Regions from separate parts of the Mus musculus genome. Here region 1 is linked to region 2. The links are chromatin loops, found by intact Hi-C in ENCODE. Cell type or tissue: left cerebral cortex. All regions are shown on one strand.

The links. Hi-C counts contacts between places; a loop is a spot of excess contacts. Peaks named below come from ENCODE experiments on the same cell type or tissue, not always from the same donor. Only the 100,000 strongest peaks of a DNase experiment are listed, where the experiment ranks them.
Region 1: it touches region 2 in a loop (4-fold over the local background); 3 of 42 quality-filtered maps call a loop at or near these places.

The regions. Positions count from the first base shown.
Region 1 is chr2:173,450,359-173,458,358 of GRCm38, forward strand. No RefSeq gene overlaps it. Among named protein-coding and RNA genes, the nearest start is that of Gm14642, 60 kb to the left of the region's middle. In left cerebral cortex, CTCF peaks have their summits at 1,698, 3,531 (motif pointing left), 4,544 (motif pointing right) and 5,977 (motif pointing left); DNase peaks (open chromatin) are centred at 1,900, 2,493, 3,523, 4,630 and 1 more place.
Region 2 is chr2:173,296,882-173,304,881 of GRCm38, forward strand. No RefSeq gene overlaps it. Among named protein-coding and RNA genes, the nearest start is that of Gm36859, 9.3 kb to the left of the region's middle. In left cerebral cortex, a CTCF peak has its summit at 4,059; DNase peaks (open chromatin) are centred at 4,248 and 5,524; H3K27ac peaks cover 1,602 bases.

The DNA of each region.
Region 1 (8,000 bases), 150 kb after region 2:
GAACAGCCAGAGGCATCTGGAAGGGTCCAGGCCGAACCGGATCATGGTCATGATGGGGATGGGGGCAGTGGAGGGTGGCAAGAAAGGAAGAGAAGAGCCAAGAGGGAGAGGAGAACCAAGGGGCCAAGAAAGAGCCTGCCAGGGCCAAGAGAGGAGCCAAGAGACCAAGGGAGCACCTGAGAACCAAGAGAGTGTACAGCCAAGATGGCTGAGTTTTATGGGAATCAGAGGAGCTGAGGGAAGGGAAGGGGAGGAGAGGGGAGGGGAGGGGAGGGGAGGGGAGGGGAGGGGAGGGAAGCTTAGCCTCTGGGCTAGAGAAGGGAGGGGGCAGGATGGAAACTTCTGGGAGGAACCACAGGCTCTGAGCTAGGCTTGTTTCTTTAGGACCTGACAGTGAGTGCGGGCAAAGTTTTAAATGCACAATAGAGGAGTTCTGTGGGTGTAACAAAGTGTTGATGGAAACGCAGATCAGGGATGGAAACCCAGGACCACAGCGTACACAAGGAAGGCAGTTTTGTATTATTAGGGAAAAGAAAAATGAAGTTCCTCTCTTATTCATTGAGTTAAAGACACACGGTGAACAGCACAGACATCCACATCCACCCAGTATACTGAGAACTCCCAAATAAATTCCCTCCCAACCGTCCCGGGGGGGGGGGGGAAGTCAACTAAAGCCAGAAACATTCGTCCCGTTGAAAGTGTTAGCAATGGCACTAAACCAGCTTCCCAGTGCGGCTAGCAGGAGCGTGGGGGATCCCTGCCCAGAAAGGGAATAGTCTTAGACGATGGGAGAGGTGAGTCTTTATCGTGCCAGCTTTAAAATTTTTGTTACAAATTTAAAGAAAAGGTTTTAAAAGATTTTTTTTCAAAAATAAGTAGGAAATCTTTTAAGTAAGCCAGCAGAGGCCATGGGCCATAAAATTTAGAAGGTTTCTGGAAATCTCCAAGATCAATTGATGGTCTAAAATTTCGAATTTACTTTCTTATGCCCACATGAGGAGAGTAGTGGCCACCATAAATACAAGGCCAACATGAGCCGTTCATTTAAGCTGGTGAGCTGCCTCATAGCCATGATCAGGATGCGCTCCCTGGGGCTGGAGAGAGCAGCTGGGTGAGTGTAACAGGCACTCAGACAAAATGGAGTTACTGTGGGCAGCTCAGCTCAACTTTGCTTTAGCTTTGGGTTGGTCGCTGCTCTATACACTTTCTATTTATTCTTGTGGCGTGTGTATGTTGTGTGTGTGTGTGCATGCGTGCTGTGTGCGTGTGTGTGTGTGTGTGTGTGTTTGTGTGTGCATGAGGAGGCCAGAAGAAAGCATCTGGCATCTTCCTCTGTCACTCCCTACCTTATTCCCTCGAGACAAAGGCTCTCATTGAACTTGGAGCCAGCCATTTTCCTGGCTGGCCTGGCTGGACTACTGTCCAGGCTCCGTGATTCAATCCCCATTGTCTCCTCCCCACACGGTGTTAGGGTTACAGGCAAACCCAGCTTTTTACTCCAATGTTGAGAAATCTGTGCCCAGGTCCTCATGGTCGTCTGGCAAGCACCGTTACCCCCTGAGCCCTCTCCCAGGTCCCCCATAAGCATCTCAAGTATATTTGAACTAAATTGACAAAGAAACTGCAGCTCACACACTAAGGACCTGAACTCATGACATAAGTAGTTTTGAGTCACCCACTCCTTCGAGGGAGACTTGCGGCTAAAAGAGGAAATTCATTTCCATCGAGACAGGAGAGTTTTTATTCCTGTTGAGTAATCTAGATTCTGTGGAAAATGAAGCGAGAGGCTGAGGTCGCGCTTAATGCTGGCTTGCATCATGTGATGCATAAGGAAAATATTTGGGATCGGTTTCTGGAGTGGACTCGTGGAGCACCATGGCTACAGTGGTTAAAAATCAACACAGTTTACCGCACAGCACGGGCATGAGTCACCCTGAGTTTATAGATGCGCCCGCTCTGAACCGTGAAGCCATGTCTTCAGCCACCCACCCCGTCCTCCCTCTTAAAGATGAAAGAAAGGGGGAAGGAAGCAGCTTTCTCACACACAAGCAGTTCCTGGAACTGGAGTGACGTGGGTATGGTTATACATTTCTAAAATTGAAAACTTAGTCAAATACACCCAAGGCTCACACACAACGAAGTGCAAACAGCTAAACTCAAATACGCAGTTAAGGATGAAATGCACACTTGTAAAACATCGTGCCAATAATTCTATTATGCAGAAACGACAGTATCTTGAACATAGACACGGATTAAAATTTAACTTTGCCTTTTAAAGGTTTTCTTTTTTATCATGACAAGATCTTCCTGCGTAGCCAAGGCCACCCTTGAACTTGTAATCCTCCTGCCTCCGCTTCTCAAGTGCTGAGATTCAATGTGTGTGTGGTGACCATCAAGCTTGAGGCTTTGCCTGTGGCTTGTCTTCATTCTTATCCCGCAGCAGAGAATTGCTCTGTCTTTAGTCTCTGGACGTAAGCTCAAGTCCATTTTAGTAAAAGTTGCAAGGCCCAGGCAACAAGTCTAATTCTGGCCAAGTTTAGTGTTGAAAACACATTCATTTCTGGTACCAAAACCCAGGGGAAACTATATACAAGCCTTGAGCTTTCGTAAACCTTCACAGGTCAGGGCCAGCCAGCAGAAATCTGCGTGTCCTGGAGGTGACACCAGAGAAAGAAACCACAGCCTTTGTGACCTCGTGTGGCCCAGTGTGGGCTTGTGTGAGAGCCAAGGCCTATGGGGTAGGTGCAGAGATTTAGTTGGGGGTCTGATATAGCTCAAATGAAATTTAAGAAATGAAATGTATGAAGACTAGTTCAAACTCATTGTAAAGTGAGACTCAAATCATGGACATGTTAATGTAGATCTTTGGCAAATTAGGGCCGTGCATACATTCAGATACCCACCAGACTGGCCTTGAGCTCAGAGATCCAACTGCCTCTGTCTCCTGAAATACCCAACTCTTTGCCTCCAACTTGACTATTTCCCTTAGTGACTGTTTTGTTTTAATCCCTGACAATGCAGCCACTTATCACCTGATCCGTTACGTTGCTCCGTTTGGATATTCATTGTTTGACTTACCAGATGCTCTGATTGGTGTGTTCTTTTTCACACGCAATGCAGAACATTTAAAGACACGGCTTTCCCTCTGAATGTGGCTTTGGCTGCTTCTAAAATGTTGCTGTTGCCATAAATTGATACCCCAAATAAGCTAAAATGTAATGTTTTGCTATCTCCTTGATCTAAAACTTGTTGAGGAGAATTTGTTTTAAAACTGCCTACTGCAACTACCCAGCGATTAGACAAAGGTTAATTAAATTGTGGTAAAATTCACACAGTCACTGCACCGTCATAGGTGAGAGCCAGATGATGCACACTGTATTGAAGGTGATGTCCCCGGCATAGGTGAAATACACATACAGCTTTACTGAGTAGCCTAGAGTGGTGTCCCTGGCAGCTGAACTCAGCAGCCTGGGGGTGCAGCCTCTGGAAAACGGTGCTGGCTGAGATGTGGAGCAGAGCGCCCTCTGGAGGTAGCCTTGAGGGAGCGCATCTGTGAAGGTGCACTCTGGTGTGTGCAGACCATCTTGTACTGTGAGGCCCACAGACACAGACACCATAAGGGTGACGATCTGGGTTCCTCCATGAAGCATCTGTGTTAGTTTCTTCCTGCATCGCAGTGGCCAAGCAGCAACAATAAGGGACTTGAAGAGAGGTTTATTTTGACACACTGCGTAGCTCTCAGCTGTGACTTCTGTCTCACGTCTTAGAGGAACTGGAAGCAGAGGCCATACAGGAAGTATATCTGGCCTATGACCCTCAGTGCAGACCCCAAGTGGTTCACATTCTCCAGTGAGGCTGCACCCTCTAAGGTTTCCACAGGCTTCCTAGAGAGGCTTCAGCATTTGGGGACCGAACATTCAGACACACAAGCCGTGGGGGACATTTCCTAACCAACCCATACTGGCATCGTTAGCAGAGAATCTGCCCTGTGACTTTCTCTCTGAAGTCCGTGACCATATCCTCCCTGGCTGGAGTAATTGCCACTGTGGGCTCCCCAGAGGGTCATTCCTTCCTCCTCTCCATCCCAACAGTGACTCAGAAAGCTTAGATGGATTCAAACACACACCGCTCCCAGGGAAGCTGCTGCCCACCAGCTCCGGGGAGACTGGGGTGGAGATGTGGCTCGCGAGCAGCTGTGGCCAGTTTTGATGGTTTCCTTTCTTGATCCATGTTTAAGCCCACCTGTTGTTCTTTCCGAGAAATCTGAGATTCAAGGTGAGTTGGTGGCATCACGGGTCCAATCTGGCCTCAGGAGAAAGATGTCTATTCTCATAGAGAACTAGGGGCTTCTACCTCAGTTGCCCTGGCTCACAATGGTTGGCATGAAGATGAGGGGGTAGCATCCCAAAAGGTACACTGGAGGTGAAGGACTCACTGAGCGCTTTGAAACAGGCCCCTTGGAGGGGGCATCCATTTATAGATATGAATGTGTGTCTGTATGTGGGTGTGTACACAAGAGTGCAGTGCCCAAAGAGGCCAGAAGAGGGCATTAGACTTCCCTGGAACTGGATTGACAGGCAGTTGTGAGCCTCCATGTGGGTGCTGGGAACTGAACTCTGATCGTCTGTAAGACCAGCCAGTGCTCTCATCATTGAGCCAGCTCTCCAGCTCCATTTTAAATTGTGTGGTTTCTCTTTTTCTTTAACTCCTGGTTTCAGCCCCTCCGAGGGAGGTTTTCCGCTTGTTGTAGCTTGTTGTATCCCACTCTCAAACCAAGCATGAAGCTCCGTGCAGAAGCCGTCCTATGGACCGAGGGATGGGGGCATCTCCTCTGAAGTGTTTGCATTCATCCTTACTAAGTGACATTTATTACACCACCTGCTTATTCGATCTGTGAAGTCTGAGAGGAACATCAAAGGCTGTCAGCTATCACTGTGGCTTCAAAGAAGCGTCACATTAGAGCCCTTCTCCTGCAAGAAATAGTTAGAGGGCCAAGTTCACAGCCACCATGTCGTCTTGACGGTTTGTGGGTTTGACAAAGGTTGAATGCACATTTCGACGGTGGCTTATGTTCATCCTGCATCCTGCTCACTGAGAGAAGCGCATATCTGTTCTGCCTGTGTTCTTCTTCACCGCCCCGCTCACCCTCTGTCGCCTCTTGCTCTGGGGTGTGTCCCTGATGGAGAGTTAGCACTGGACCTTTTCTCTGAGAGTCAGAGCAGAGGACTCTGCCTTCCATCCGATGCACCTCGATATCTCATCGGAGCTCCCGTTCACCCTCTTTTGTTGTTGATGGCGTTTGGGGTTTTGCTTCGTTGAATTCAGCTGTGTTTCCCTCCCTATTTTCCCCTGGATTTGGATCTGACTACTGTGTCCCTTGAACAGTTCCACCAACATCTCTAAGCCCGGATGAGTCTGTTACGGTCAGAACTACTCGGTGACCAATTTCTAGCCTGCTGCTCCTGCCCAGGCTAGCCCTCTGGCTGCTTCCTACAGAATAAACAGTGTTCATCCCTCGCCAGTCTCCTCTGTGAAACTGACCGGCTTACGGCTGCAGACACCCCCCACCCCTGCCCCATCATCACCTCTCTCCACACAGCCACACAAGGGCGGGGACCTGTCCTTCTCTCGAAGCCTGATGTGGCTGCTGCAGGACTGGGGCTCAGGCACTTCATCAGTGGGTATTCTGCATCTGGCTCTTCACCGCCTAGGTTATAAGAGATCTGGAGGTTCAGCCCTAAGACTGCAGTGTTTTTTATTGGTTTGTACAATTTGCTCATAGAATAAGCTGAGGTAAATAAAGTAAGTAGTAAGTCCTGATGTGAACTTAAAATAACCGGTTACATAATCGCAAAGCTAGTGCAGCTGAGGCTGGAGAGATGGCCCAGATTAAGAGCACTTACTGCTCCCGCAGAGGACTCGAGTTTGCATCACAGCTCCAAAAAGATCTGGCGCCCTCCTGTGGCCTCCATAGACACTGCACTCATGTGCGTGAATCCACACTCAAGACACAGACAAATACACGTAATTAAAACATTAATTTGCAGGGTTAGATTGAACTTAGATTTGCCTCAAACTAAAGTCTCCTTCTCTACTAATTTTCTCACTACTGTGATGATAAATCTGGCTGAAGTCACCTGAAGGAGAGGGCTATTTTGGTTTGAGGGTACACAGTCCATGACGGCAGAGAAGTCGGGGTGTCAGGAGCTAGAATCAGCTGGTCAGGTTGCATCTGTAGTCTAGAAGCAGGGAGAGAGGAATACTGGGGCTTGGCTGGATTTCCCCTTTTTATTTCATCTGGTACCTCACCCCATGGAGTGATGCCACCCACATTTAGGGTAAATCTCTTCTCTTTACCTTCTGGAAGCTTCCTCATAGATGTAGCAAAGCGTATGTCCATGGTGACTTTATGTCCCATAAAGTTGACAATCAAGATGACCACCAGACTCAACTAACTCTCTCTCTCTCTCTCTCTCTCTCTCTCTCTCTCTCTCTCTCACACACACACACACACACACACACCAGTGTGATCAATCTTTTTATATCAGCTCAGGAGGTGGCTGCTTAGAGTGAGACATGGTCATGACAAACACCACCATGGTCAAGGTCTCCCTCAAATGTCCCTAGCTCCCATCAGCCTGAATGCATTGAGTCTACTCTGAAGGTGCTCCCTTCACTCCCAACCAAGCTGTCTCCCTTTAGGGCTGTTTCACGTCCTCCTTGGCCCCTGCACCTCGGGCTGTGCCTGCCACACACTAGGTGACTTCAGTCGCTGGGTACGCACTCCTGAACTTGGCCTTGATGCATCCAGACCAAGGGCCACTTCCTCCAGGTGAATTCCTGCTTTGAATCTGCACAGAGCCTCTACTCCATTCTCTCCTTTCCCAGCTATGAGAACTCTGGGGGTGGGGGTGGGGTGGGGAACCATGGGAGCCCATGAAGAAAAGAAAATGCAGGCCAGGGCAGAACCTCCTAAGTGCTTCTCCCTTGTGGTCAGGGTGAATTGCTCCATCCAGACAACCCATTGCAAAGCTGAGTCCTTACTCCCTGGTTTGGTTTCCAGCTGTCCCTCCAGGCTCCCTTCCAAGTCACTACACTTTGTGACACACTTCAAATGCCCTTGCCGCTTTGCTCGTCACCAGAATTGCCCGAGATGGCACAGCTCAGTTGCAAGCCAGCACATGCAATCTTCGGGCAACCTCAGGTTCTCAGGTTCGGGGCAGGTTTGAGATTGGGTAACTGCTCTGGTTTGCTTTCTATTGCTGTGTTAAAACACCAAGGGGTTGTTCTCTCCTACAGCGTACATCCCACCGTGAAGGGAAGTCCTGTCAGGAGCTGAAGCAGACGGTGTGGAGAAAGGCGCGAGCTGGCGTGCTCATCACGGCTTGTTCAAGCTTTTTTTATACAACCCAGGACCACCTGCCCGAGAGTGACCTGCTCATTGTGGGCTGGACCCTCCCCCATAAATCATAACATATCACACAACAGAGAAAATGGCCCACGGGCCAATCTGACAGAGGAATTTTCTCAGTTGAGGGCCTTCTCAGCTGATCCTACCTGTGTCAAGTTGACAAAACTCGATCCAACACAGAGATCCAGCAGTGAGGTAAGACACGGTTTCTCTACTATGTCTCACATGTTTGTGGAAAGCAGACCTAGAGCTACAAATCCCAGAAGGTGCCAAGCCTGTCACCACGGTGTAAGAGCAGACATTGCGCATGGCAAGCGATGGCATCCCAAGCAGCCACTCTGTGCCCTTTTCAGATCATAGGAGACTGAATTTCCTGGCCAGACTTCTCTGGAAGCTAGATCCAGGGTTCATGGCCTAGGCTTGAGATTCAAACTGATTCTTGTTCTGTCGCTTGCATGCATTTAATCAAGCGCATGCTAGTCCTAAGTGTGTGTTTTTCCTCCTGTGGGCAACAACAAAGACAGTGGGGACAGTTCGCTGACAGTGCGTGCATCATACCCAGTGAGGATCGGACAGAGAAAGATATTAA
Region 2 (8,000 bases):
GGAACGGGAGTTGGGGACTGGAAGGGACAGAAGTATCGCAGGGTGCTGGGCACATTGGTTTTGTTTTTAAATTATTTGTACTGTGTGTGTATGTGTCTGTCCTCCTATGTACATATACCGAATTGTATGACAGTCAAGTCAGAGGACATCCATCTCGTAGGTCCTAGAGATCTAACTCAGGTCAGCAAGCTTAGCAGCGAGTACCTTTACTCACTTGACCTGTCCTGCTGGCCCAGTTATTTCTTTTGTAATTGTGTGTGTATGTGTGTGTGCGTGCGTATGAATGTGTGTGTTGCACGTGTGTGTACCCATGGGGGATGCACACCAATGCACGAACATGCAGAGGCAGAGGATATCAAGCATCCTCTTTCCCTACTCTCCGTTCTCCTCCTTCTCTTTCTTTTTCTGTCATTCCTGCCTTCTATTCTGTTCTTTCCTTCTCTCTATCCCTGTCATTTACTGGGTCCTATGCCTGTCATGGGTAACTGTAGCTTACTCACCCAGAGCTGGAGCTGCAGGCCTCTAGCAGCTATGTGGCCATGGCTGGCTTATTCCCAGAGCACAGAAGAGGGTTGGGTGGGCAGTGGCTTCAGCCCTCTACTGGGAGTACTGGAGATCCAACATGCAGGGAATCACCCACACAAAGGTACAGGCATGCCATACTTTCCCAAAGTCGCCTATACAATTATTTTTAGGGTCCCTGGAAGTACTTACAAGGCCATGTGGGCAGAAATAGCATATATTCAGCTTTCTAATCTGTTGGGCATCTTTATCAAGAGTCTAGTAGGGTAATTAAATACCAGACACTAAGTTACATTTGACTTCCAATTAAGCAATGAGTAATGCATTTGTGTAAGTATGTGCCAAATATCATATGGGAAATGTTTACATTGAAAACAGTTCTCTGTTAACTGAAACCTATAACTAATTGGACAACACGTGTTTGAATTGGCCAGCTCTGGTAGCCCTACCCAGCAGAGAGAAGTTGGGCAAATCTTTAAGTTTGTATAAGCAATCTCCTGCTGTGTAACAAATTACCATGAACTTTGCAGCTTATAGAACATGATCTTGTGGTCTTTGAGCTCTTTAAGTGAAGGGTCAGGGTCAGGGGTCAAGATGATGAAGGTCTTTCTACCAGGTAGATCAAGATGGTGCCGGGGTTGTGGGCTTCCCTGACATTGAACTGTAGGACAGGAAAGAATCAATCTCCAGCCTCCTGGGTTCTTGGTAAGATGTTGTCTCTGTGGCTGTTGGCTCATCCAAGGCCACTGAGGGAAAGGATATAGTGGGAATGTGTGCAGCCGGCAGGATTTCACAGACACGCAGTGTATATTCACCTCTAGCATCGCTGTATTCAGCTGCTGAGTAGCAAGCCCCAGGTCACCTGACCACAGTGGAGAGGAGTCTGACCAGGAGGAGACAAGGCCTTAGTGTCTGTCCTGCCCAGAGCTGTACCCCATCTCCTCAGCTTTGTCACTTGGGACAGAAACATTGTTCTCCTTTTTCTCTAGGCAGAGCCTGAAGCTCAGTTGCACTCCATGTACAGATGCTGAAATAGTGAGGGCTTCTAAGTTGCGCTCCCTCTCTAACTCAGGCGACATCTCTGCCTGTCCCACCTCCTCGTCCACCCTTTCTCTGTTACCATTTCAGTGCCAGGAACTTCTGAGTCACAGGGTCTTGCTGGTGGTCACTTGCAGGAATAGTAGGCTTCAGGGGGCTATGCTGCCTTAGAGCCTGCGACATCCGTGTTCACTGTCAACCTGACTGGATTTGGAGCTACCTAGGAGACACAGCTCTGGGGGTCTCTGTGAGGATGCTTCCAGAGATGCTTGATGGATGAGGTACGCCCCTCACCCTGGATGTGGGTAGCACTGTACAGGGGGCTGGGGTCCTGGGCTGAATACAAAATGAGCAGAACAGCAGCATTTCCTGCACTCCACTTTCCAGTCTATCCAGATAGAGGAGTGCCAGCTGCATCTTCCTGAGGCTGTGAAGTCGGCCACGCCTTTCACACTTCGGAGGACTGTGTGTTCAAACCCCACGCCTTTCACACTTCAGAGGACTGTGTGCTCAAACCCATTAACCAAAATAAAACCCTTCCCTTAAGCGGGTTCCTGTCAGATAAGAAAAGTAACTGATACAGAAACTTACTACCAGGAGTGGGGCTGTGGCTGCAACTAACCTGACCAGCTGGTTTATGATGGGGCTTTGGGACTGGCTTGTAGGCAGAATGTGGAAAAGTTAGGAGATTCGACCAGAGACACCATTAAATATCATCATGGCTGTTCTGGTGGGAGTCTGGAAGATGGGAATGCCAAGAGAAATGTGGGCAGAGGAGAAGGCACTTAGGAGGTTGTGTGTGTGTGTGTGTGTGTGTGTGTGTGTGTGACAAGAACGCAGAATCTGGGATAAAGGCCACTCTCTTATGTCCTGGTGAAGAGTGTGGCTGCCTCCTTATACATCCTGAAAATCTGGTTGAGGCTGAGCTCAGAAGCAATGAGCTGGACTGTTTGAGAGAAGAAATGTAGGGACAGCATCTCATTCAGGCTGTGGCGTGGCTGCTGCTCATTGTGTTTATCGAGGCTATGGTGACAGTTCAAAGCAGGGAGATTCGAAGAATGGACCATTTGGTAAGAAGTGGGCATGAGTGGTATTAAAACCTTTGACAGGGCAGACAGACTGGGTGCAGATTGCTACAAGTGTGGGTGTTGGGTGTTTTTGTTTTTGTTGTTGTTGTTGTTTTGTTTTAAATAAAGCAGGTACCATTAAGGGCAAACCTTGAACTCTGCACGGAGATAAGCATACTTCTACTCATAGAAGGTTTCCCGCTTATAAAAAATGTAGATTCATTTGAAAAGAGAGAGCCCAAAATGAGAATAATACCACCGAGAATCTCTGCTCCAGAATGGCACATATGGAAGTATTTCCCTTGGTTGGGTGGCAAAGATACCCAGACAGTGTTGCAGCTATGATTCCAGGGGACAAAACTTCATCTCAGACAGAAAGCAGAGTCTTGCACCTGTCACGGGTCTTGGTTTCGCAGGCAAACACAAATCCAAGGGTCATGAAAACTTGCACCAAGGTTCTGGAAAGTGTCTGAGGCCAGGACATCTATGTAGGGCTGGCGTCCCCGCAGGGGGTCCTAGGAGGTCACTGTATAGTGAGGCTGTGAAGGTGAAGTTCAGGTGACAGTGGGGACCCTAAGATGTTGGAGACACCAGGACAATGTGATATCCATGGGGGTAGGGGGGAGTCTACAATCATGGAGAAGAGGTGGCTCACGAGGGAGACGAGGTGTGCTACAGGTGACTGCACTGAGGTAGGGAGGGTCCTGTCCAAGCACACTGGTGCCCAGACGGTGCCTCTACAGTCCTCAGGACACTGGCGCAGAGCTACAGGGTTTGGCGTTGCTCTGTTGGGTTTTGTTTTGTTCTGCTCATTTCTTGTTCTGCCCCCATTCCTCTCTCTTACGATGGAAATACTTATTCTATTTCACCATGTACTGGAAGGATGTAACCTACTTTTTGATTTTACAAGGGCTCACAGTTAAAAAAAAAAAAAAAAGACTGTCTTGGGTCTTTTAAGAGACTTTGAACTTTGGTGTAGTCTGCATAGAGCTGCAGCCTGTCTGGCAACAATGTCAGAAGTATCCCTAAGCTCTGGCCATCTAGTTACACCACCCAGACCACACAAGCCATGAGAGCAATGGCCGCTGGTTGGAACGGCTGTCTAGGTGTGTAATATCTGTGTCCTTGAGTTTATCCTTGAAGACAATGGCTTTAACAGAAGACAGTGGCTGGCCGCCCCAGCAGTCTTAGTCCAGCCTGCTGGACTTGTAGAGAGTGTGCGCTGCTGTGGATGGGCAAGAACCACCAGCCTGAGCCTCCTCCTCGGGCCTTGCTTGGCACATTCGGCCCCACAGTCAGGCCTACGCCTCCCACCCGCCCATCTGCTCCCTCCCTGCCCACTCCTCGCCCCCAATCACCCTCTTTAGATGGGGGAGCATCTCACAGCTCCTCCCCTTCCCTCACAACTCTGGCGGTCAGTTGCGGAAGTGCAGAGCAGCCGAGGTCCAGGGGCCTTGCCTGCGCCCCGTGGCTCTAGAGAACCAACCACGATTTGTCCTAAGTACGGAAAGTGAATTGCACATTTCTGAAAGTGAAAATAGCTAAGTTGTTTTTTTATTTCTTTTTTTTTTAAATCTCCACCCGCCCCCAAATATAAAAGCAGTACATGCTCGTGGCAAAAAATAGACAAAACAGAAAATTATAAGGAGAAAGAGAGTGGAAAGAATCCAGAATCTCACTGCCCAGCGATGCTACTTTTAACATTTTGCTGTCCCCCACCCCCCAGGCTCATTTCTATGCAGCTTTGCACACACGGGTATCTCTCTTTCTGTGTTTAAATATATATTGAAGCAAAAATAGAACCATACTACGAATGCTGGTTAGTGGATTGCTTTTCTCCCTACTTAACTATCACAGCTTTTCTCGCCAGCGAACACAGGTAGAGTCATCGTTCAAGGCCGGAGCATGCGCATTTGGCAGCAGGGGCCACTAGGGCAGCCATCCCCGGGTTGTCTGAGTCAGGGCCTAACTCTCTCTGGATGGGATTGTTGCTTGGAAGGACATGCTCAGATCATGTGAACCGGCAGTTTAAGGATTCTAACTGGGGTTCTAGAGCCCAGGCCACGGAGTGGGTCTGGGCTGGTCTTAACAACGGTCTTGTCTGGGGCAGGTTTCTCCTGTGATCTCTGAGCTTCAGTTCTCATCTGTCCAACGCTTGGGCTGGGGAAGGGATAATGCTGGCCCTATGGTTAAAGCGTTTGCGATGCAAATGTGAGGACCGGAGTTCAGATCCTCAAAACCTACATCGATACAGGGTGAGTGTGGTGTCCCACTTGTAGTTTCAGCCTTGGAAGGTGAGGATAGGGGATCCCCTAAGCAGGCTGACCAGTGAGATTAACCACGTCAGCAAGCTCTGGGAGAGACCCTGCGTCAGTGAATAAGGCAGAAAATTGATTAAGCAAACCTCCCAATATCAAACTCGGGTTTCCACATGCTCGCGCCATGCCAGCCCCCCATACCCACCCCCTGCCTCCCACGGGGAGGTTAGCACAGAGGAGGGCTTCCAGTGTAGGCCTTAGTGGTTATCTGTGTGCCCTTCACGGGGATGTGAGCTGCGCTTCTCAGCCTTCTGGATATGTTAAAGACGACAGAATCCTGATTTATATGTGAAATGTCCTGATATTTCAATTTTGGCAACCAGTTTAAAGTAAGTTAAAATAAATCAAGTGTGGAGAGCCAGCTCTGCGGGCCAGATGCAGCCCTGGTCTATGATTTGGGGAGTTCAGTAGGGCCTCTCTGTTCTTCCACCCCTGTGGGAATGCAGCCAGATGGTTGTAGTTAATTAAGGCAGGGTACAGAAGACAGTTTGGACCCCTCCTTACCCCACCGTGAAGCATGGACCCTGTGTTAGTTATTTTGCTATTGCTGTGACAAAACACACTGACAAAAACATCCCAAGGAAACACAGGTTTATTCTGGCTCACAGTTCCAGGGTGTGGCCCGTCATGGTGGGGAAGCGGAGGCAGTTGGAGCTTGAAGCGACAACACATTCAAAGTCAGAAAGCTGAGAGCAGTGGACACGTGCCATACCCAACTCCCTTTCTCTATTTAACAGCTCAGGATCCCAGCTAGGGAATGGCACCACCCACAGTGGGCAGGACTTTCCAGCTCAATTAAACACAATAATCTCCCAGAGGCATAAGCAGAGGCCTGTCTCCCAAGTGATTCTAGGTTCTGTGAAGTTAACAGTTAACACTAACTCTATAGCCTGTTTCCTTACTACACACCATGTCTTGAGGGAACCTTGAGAAGACCATATCCCTGGAATGGCTTCTGCTCTGGTCCAAGCAGACAGGATCTCTTCCTGTCCCTCTCATCTTCTGTGTTGTGCATCTACCTCCATGCCACTGTCTGCAAACCATGATGACATCACTGCCCTACCATTACCCAGCATGCAAATGGGAGAACCACATCTACCTGGCACAAGTCCAGACACTCAGGCCAGTGTTCTAGAAACCCACTGAAAAGTCAGGCTTGGGAATGTGAAACGGCAGTGTGAGGGGATCGAGGACACTAGAGTCTGTCTGAAGAGTGAGAGTAGAGCTGACTCTGTAGCTGTGACTCTCAGCTCTGTAGTCTATGAGTTTTCTCAACGTACTGATCTTTCACAGTGCAAAATCTCGGTCTGGCTGCTAATGCAACTCTAATGGCGGTAAGGCGATTAGGCGCGACAGGCGACAGTGTGCTCATGGAAGGTGTTAAGAACCTCTAAGTGCCTTAATAATATTCCCACCTATTGCAGAATCTTCCTAATTAGACTGCTTTGCCCAAGGAAAGAATGCAGAATCTACTAGAAAGTGGATGGAGTGTTCTAGAACATACAAAGAGCAGTTGAGGTAAATCGAAAGGCAAGGAAAAGTACAAACGCCCCCAGCAGAGAGTCCCCTTTTCAGAGACAGGATCCTGGGCCAGAGGCTGCAGGTGGAGTGGGGTCGGGGAGAGGGGTGGGACTGTGAGAAAGGGGCGGGGCTGTATGAAAGGGGTGGGGCCCGAACTCCAGCTGTGCAGGCTCCACCAGAGAGGCAAGGTTCCAATGCACCCCACCACGACCAGCAATTGGAAGCTCTCCGCACAGGCCTAGGAACTGCAAAGTGTAACTGTGGTGATCCCTGGAGCTGCCTCCTGTCCTGATCCACTCTCTGTGCCTTCAGTGTCTTCGTCTATAAAATGGCCCTAGATACATTTTCATTCAAACATTTCCAGTGCCCATGTTTAAAAATGTAATGCAGGTGGAATTCACTTTAATAATGCTTTTTAAAATTATGCTTTAATAGATAAAAACAAACAACAGACAACGACAGAACTAAGCATAAGTAACTCACGTCCCAGTTGTTGGTCAGGGTAGCCCAAGAAACCACCCAAATTGTATAGGCTACTTCTGTTGCCCCTGGTGGCCTCCCTGAGGCAGAAGGTACGTCCCTATTGCTGAAGACGCCATGCATTTCAGATCCTAGACGCCAAGAAAGATACAAGCTGGATATGGCCTGAAAGACTCCTTCCTGAGTACTAACTTTTATACTGCCAGTGGTGCTATGCAAGCTTTCAGGGGAGAAAAGTAGCTCACAGTCCTGCCCAGCTATGACAACCAGTCCTACGCAGTCATGCCCAGCTAGGGAAGATATCCTTAAAGGTGAGGTAGTGGTACTGGTATCTTGGTAGTAACTCATCTAACAGGAGGGAAACCACGCCTTAGACAGCTGTCTGTGGGCTCGTGAGGTCATGGATCTTAGAGAGCCTACTACTGACACGTTACTAAACCAGCATACTTTCTAACTACATTCTAAAACTTACACATATGTGTAACTCTCACCCCTGATCAAGGAAACGTCCCTTTGCAACAGAGACCATTACAGAGATCTACGACTGGTCAAAATGCATAGATCAGTTGACTGTTATGTGACCAGCCTCAATGGATCCATCTACAGCACAACGCCTGTACTTAAAGCTCAGGGACAGAGATATTGAAAGAGCCAGGGGACCAGGAAGTCTGCTGTGAGATCATGTCTCACAGAATAGGATCTTCACAAGTAATAAATTAAAAAGAAGAAGAAGAAGGAGGAGGAGGAGGAAGAAAGAAGAAAGAAGAAGGAAGAAGAAGAAGGAGAAGGAGGAAGAAGAAGAAGAAGAAGAAGAAGAAGAAGAAGAAGAAGAAGAAGAAGAAGAAGAAGAAGAAGAAGAAGAAGAAATAATTAAAGTTCTGCTCCAGAGCTGGGTGTGATGGCGCACATCTGCAATCCCAGGTCTAGGGAAACGGAGGCAGGAAGTTAGCAATTCTGAGGCCAGCCTGGCTTATTTACTGGGACCTAGTCTCTATTAAAACAGTACAAACAAAACCAAGATACCCATAAGGGTTATATTTAACTTAATATATCT